2 separate regions of the Mus musculus genome follow, and region 1 is linked to region 2. A link is a loop called in an ENCODE intact Hi-C map of the cell type or tissue named here. Cell type or tissue: left cerebral cortex. All regions are shown on one strand. Links, peaks and the distances in the headings refer to the core of each region. The heading gives the core; the rest is flanking DNA.

The links. A loop is a pair of places that touch in the nucleus more often than their neighbours do. Peaks named below come from ENCODE experiments on the same cell type or tissue, not always from the same donor. Only the 100,000 strongest peaks of a DNase experiment are listed, where the experiment ranks them.
Region 1: it touches region 2 in a loop (3-fold over the local background); 4 of 42 quality-filtered maps call a loop at or near these places.

What each region holds. Positions count from the first base shown.
Region 1 is chr4:63,128,716-63,131,634 of GRCm38, forward strand. It overlaps Zfp618 (zinc finger protein 618), which reads left to right. Exons shown (of 15, transcript NM_028327.1): 14 at 2,393-2,494. Among named protein-coding and RNA genes, the nearest start is that of Ambp, 24 kb to the right of the region's middle. In left cerebral cortex, for the core only: no CTCF peak of the experiment used is centred there; a DNase peak (open chromatin) is centred at 1,346.
Region 2 is chr4:62,559,604-62,562,522 of GRCm38, forward strand. It overlaps a transcript of Rgs3 not described here. Among named protein-coding and RNA genes, the nearest start is that of 4933430I17Rik, 35 kb to the left of the region's middle. In left cerebral cortex, for the core only: a CTCF peak has its summit at 1,821 (motif pointing right); a DNase peak (open chromatin) is centred at 1,836.

The DNA of each region.
Region 1 (2,919 bases), core at 114-2,613, 570 kb after region 2:
TTATGCACAGAGTTCTCAAAAGAAGAAATGCAGATGGTTAATAAACACTTTTTAAAGTGTACAACGTTCTTATCACTCAGGGAGATGCATGTTAAAGCTACTTTAAGATTTCATCTCATGGGGCTGGAGAGCTGTCTCAGTGATTTAGAGCACTGGCTGTTCTTGCATAGGACCCAAGTTCAACTCCCAGCTCCCACATGACAGTCCCAGGATCTGACGCCATCTTCTGGTCTTCACAGGTACCAGACATTCATGTAGCACACAGACATACAGGCAGGCCAAACATGCATACACATAAATTTTTTTTTAAATGTTTAATTAAAATATGCCATCTCACTTTAGTCAAAATGGCTGTCATCAAGAATACAAATGACAATACCAGTCTCATAAAAGGAAGCTTGAGAGTCTTCCTACCCATGTTTTCTAGGAGAATTTGTATTATTATTTGAGTTTTGTTCTGTTTTGTTTTTTTACAAAGTTAGCCAATGAACCTTTAAGAGTCTGGAGGTTTCTTTATGAGAAGTTACTTAACTCTGAGCTATTTCTTTAATGGGTGTAGGACTCGAGTTATCAATTTCTTCTGGGATGAGCTATGTTTCTTTGTGTTTTTGAGGTGTTTCTCTTGCCTGACTTGTTGAATTCATTGGACTAAAGTTCATAATTACTTTTAGCCCTTCATGACATCTGTGGGCTCTGTAGTGATGACCCTTCATTATTGATCCAAGTGATGTTTATCCTCTGGTGAGAGGTTTATCAAGTGTATTAATCTTTCCAACAACTGGGCTTTTGATTTCATTGGTTTTTCTCTTTGAAAAATAATTCTTGATTCTTTGTTAATGTCACACCATGCATCCCAATCCCATTCATCTCTCCATTCCTTCATATCCACCCTCTGCCCTCCCAAACTCCCCCCAAGAGACATACACACACACACACGTACATACATACATACATACATACATACATACATACATACATACATACATTTATACATCTTGTCATGGAAGCTATAGTATGTCACAGTGTGTCCCACAGTGTACTCTTTTATCCATACATCTTTACTTATTCATTGAAGTGAGTCATGATTTGAAGCTTCTGGCTTCTGCTACACCATCAATACTGGATGCTCACTGGGACTCCTCTTAGGTATCCTGTTGTTGCCTTGTGTCATGGAGGTCCTGCACCTTTATTTCTGTAGGACTAGCCCCTTCATGTGTTCCAGCAGTTCATAGATGAGGTATATGTTGGGGTGAGCCAACTCGAAGCTCTGGATCTGAGCCTGGGTGGTAGCTAAATTTGTCAGACCAACAGCTCTCCGGTACCCACACCACCAGGGCAAGCTCTCTAGCACAGTCTTGGCTAGCTTACCCAGTACTGCAGCCAACAAGGGATAGGGCCAGCTCTCCTGAAATCATGACCTCAGGGCTGGTTCACTTGTGCCTTCACCACCAGGGCCAGTTCTACTGTGCTCTCCTGACTACTGCAGCCAGTGAGGGGTCAGGCTTCTGGGCCGGCCAGCTTTCCCACCTGCCATGCTACAGGCATCAAGGGGCAAGAGGGAGACATCTCTCCCTCACCCACACCAACACAAGGCAGATGGAGGGCTGGGCCAGCTCTCCTACTCTCATAAGATGCACCTGTGCCCTTCTCCCCCACCACCACCAGGGCCAGCTCTACTGTGCTACCTAGGCATGGTGTAGGGCCACTTCTCCTCAGGGACAGGGCCAGCTCTGCACAGAGCATCAACATAGTCCCGTGAGTGGTAATTTGAGCTATGGACCCCTACTGTTGCATGGCCATAGACCAGACATGGCCCTCAGCAGGAGCACAAGCCAGGACTTCACCATGTCTTAGGTGGCAGAGAAGACTATTCATCTCCGCCCTCATGTTTCCAACCCCACCTCTCTTCATAGTGCTCAGGCCATCCCCTTCTCTTTATTTCCCGTCTGTACACCCCATTCTGGCACGTTGTAGTGGCTTCTGCTGTGGATGGGCCGCAAAGCTAGTGGCCTCTGGGTAATCATAGGGTGCCTGGAGGGCTGATGTTCTTTGTAAGAGTCCTCTATGTCCTCGGCTTTCCTTGTTGTCTCCATAGTCCTTCCTGAAGTTGTGGGGTGGCCATACCATTGTCCTAAGTTTCTAAATTGTACAGATGAGGCTTTGAAACCATAAACAGTCGTGTGAGAAGCCTGAACTCAACTCCCTGCGGCATGTGTTGCTTTACCCCTAGTTGCTCATCACCCACACACACACTCCTGCCCCACACACCCACCCCTGACCCCCACACACCCACTCCTGACCCCCACACCCCACCCCTGCCCCTTTGATCTTACCTTTCTCTTCAGCTTCCTCTTACCTTTCAACGTGACCCATTACTCCCTTTGTTCTGCAGCTGACAATGAAAACAACATCACCTCCAACCAGTCCCGATCTCCACCTGCTGCAGTGGAAGAAAAGTGGAAACCTCAGGCCCAGAGGAACAGTGCCAACAACAGTACGTCTCAGTATGCTGGAGCCCGGGACCCCTGGAAGTCCTACAGCCCCAGTGCATCTGTAGCCTGTCTCCCTACTGCATCTATAGCCTGTTTTTCCATTGCATCTATACCCTGCATCCCCACTGCATCTATACCCTGCAGTCCCACTGCATCTATACCCTGTAGTCCCACTGCATCTATAATCTGTTCCCTACTGCATCCATACCCTGTCTCCCCTCTGCATCTATACCCTATCTCCCCACTGCATCCATACCCTGTCTCCCCACTGCATCCATACCCTGTCTCCCCACTGCATCTATAGCCTGTCTCCCTACTGCATCTATAGCCTGTCTCCCCACTGCATCCATACCCTGTCTCCCCACTGCATCTATAGTCTGTCTCCCCACTGCATCCATAATCTGTCTCTCATTGCATCTATAGCCTG
Region 2 (2,919 bases), core at 309-2,808:
CATATGCAGAAGGCAACGAACTCTACTCCATTCTGCAAAAAAATGTCAGCAGTTGATTGCCCCACAGTGCCTGTGAGTGCTCTCTGGCTCTTTAAAGTAAACTGAGATGGGGCACCCTAAAGCAGAAAGGAAGGAGAAAGCAATATAAACAAGAAATGACAAAGGGGGTAGCATCCTGTTAGAGCCCCTGCCTCAGCCTCGCAGTGTTCTGACCAAGGAGGGTCCAGGTAACTGCTGCTAACTGACACTTCCTGTCACCCGGGGCTTTGGGAAGCTGAAGTAAGACTCTGAGCTTGGAGATTAGCTTTGATAATTTGACAGGGGAACTTGAAGTCGAGTCTCCTGAAACATGGTCGTGAGAGGCTAATATTTCCAAGAAAGTAGTCACCAGTCCTCTACCTCTGCCATGTGCCACTCTCTGGCCCCTGCTTGAAGGAGGCCACTTGGTTTAGTTCGCTTTGGTTTTGGATGGTGCTTCCTGGTGACACATAGCCTGGTGACACATAGCCCAGGCTTATCTGTGTGTGCGGTCATTGTATACACCTGTAGCCTAGGTCCACACTGTCTCTTGGAGCCAGAGTCCAGCTTGGGTGTTGTCCTAGCCACAGGGGCCACAGAGTCTGTTTTTCATTTTTGAATTATAGAAGATGCACTGAGTTTGGTGGGGAGGGGTCAGGGTTTCACCAGTGACCCTTAAAAAAATCAGTTTAATTCAAATATGCCTAAAAGAATTTCTTGCTAGATTAGGGACAGAAATATCCCCGGCCTTTAGATGGAAATGATTAGAGGCCCTTTGGAGCCAAAGGGAATCTGAAAGAATTTTTTTCTTTTTGTTGCCATGAAGTACCAGATTATGAAACTACTGTGTTCTTCTGTTATGCATTAACAAATGTTTATTTAATACCAGAGTACTGTTATGCGTTACAGCATCGGTGGTTCTCAACCTGTGGTCACGACCCCTTTGGAGGTTGAATGACCCTGGAACAAGGGTCGTATATTAGATATCCTATCGACCAGATATTTACATTATGATTTCTAATAATAACAAAGTGATAATTATGACGTAGCAGTGAAATAATGTTATGGTTGGGGTCACCACAACATGAGGAGCTGTATTAAAGAGTCTCGGCATTAGGAAGGTTGAGAACCCATGTTAGAGAGGAAACTAACTCTTCATTTACCTTTTGTTGTTGGTTTGAAGCAGGGGCTCTCTCTGCAGCCCTGCATTGCTTCAAAATCATGGCGTCCCTCCTGCCTCAGTCTCTTAAGGGCTGGGATTACAGACACTTGCAGGTAACTGTCCATCACTGACTAGACAGGAATCTGGAGGCAGGAATTGAGGCAGAGGCTGTGGGGAAGGGCTGTTTTCTGGCTTGTTCCTCCTGGCTTGCTCAGCCAGCTTTCTTATACAACTCCTCTGAACCTGTGAGCCGGCCCCAATCAAATGCTGTCCTTTATAAGAGTTGCCAAAGTCATGGTGTATCTTAACAACACTGAAACCCTAACTAAGACACAAGGACCACCTGTCCAAGGCTGTCAAGACCCACAGAGGGCTGGGCTGAACCCTCCAACATCAATCAGTAATTAAGAGAATGCCCTATGGGCTAGCCTACCAGCAATCTGGTGGAAGTGTTTTCTCAATTGAGACTCCTCTTTCCAAATAACTCTAGTTTATGTCAAGTTGATGAAAATTAACCAACACAACTGACCCAGTTTTCTTATTACCTTGAAAAAGAAGAAGGGTTCAAGTGGTAGAAAGTTACTTCCTGGAAATAGAGCTCTGCAGAGGAAATCTCCTGAGCACTCTGTCTTGACAGTTGCAACCACTAGGTGGTGGTATTACGTCATGAAAACAACACCTTTTGCGGCCAGTGTCTGTACAACAAAGACATTTTCAGTTACTAAATGGAGAAGATACGTTTTCTAATTTGTATACAGAGTCCAATTTAAATGCTTGAGGGGACTGGTAGCTCCTTGATGCTGAGCCTGTTGTCATGGTTACAACACCAGGTTACAAATGACAAATAGGAGGCTGACGAATGAATGGACTATCTCAATAGTTTAGATTATTACTGAAAGCACCCTTTCAAGAATATGTGGAATTCTGTAGTCCAGAGGCTTTGAATTGGGGAAGTTGAAAGCTATTGATGACCTGACATCATTAGGACAGACTCAGGGAGGTGAAAATACCAAAGGCAGCCTAAGGCACTAATACTGTTTTTCATTCTCTCTCTCTCTCTCTCTCTCTCTCTCTCTCTCTGTCTCTCTCTCTCCCACCCTCCCTCCCTCCGAATCTCTCCTCTCTCTGTTTGAATCTGTCTGTCTCTCCCTCCCTTCCTCCCTCTGACTCTCTCTGTCTCTCTGTGTCTCTCTGTCTGTCTCTGTCTGTCTCTCTCCGTGTGAGTAATGTTGCTTGGCCGGGGTTTAAGTCCTAGCACCAAAAGGAAGAAAGGAAAACAAAGAACCAAGTCTATGTGTACTTGCAAAACATTTGAAACAGTCTTACATATAGCCTAGCCCAGCCTCTAGTTTGAGATTGTCTTTGCCTCTGCTTCTCAAGGGCTTGAATCGTAGGTGTGTGATACTATCAGGGAGCCTGTGTGTATCTTGACTAAGTCACACATGCTTTTAAAAAACAGGAAATGGGCTGGTGGGACGGCTCAGTGGGTAAAGGCATTTATTACCAAGCTTGATAACTTAGGTTCAGTCTCCAGGACCCACATGATGGAAGCAGAGAATTGATCTTTGTGGATTACCGTAGTCTGACCTACACACACACACACACACACACACACACACACACACACACACACACACACACAGTGGCAAATGTGTACCTACACAGAGACAGAAAACGAACTACATAGAAAGGGGGCTGGAGAGATGGCACAGCAGTGAAGAGCTTTTTGCTCTTCCAGA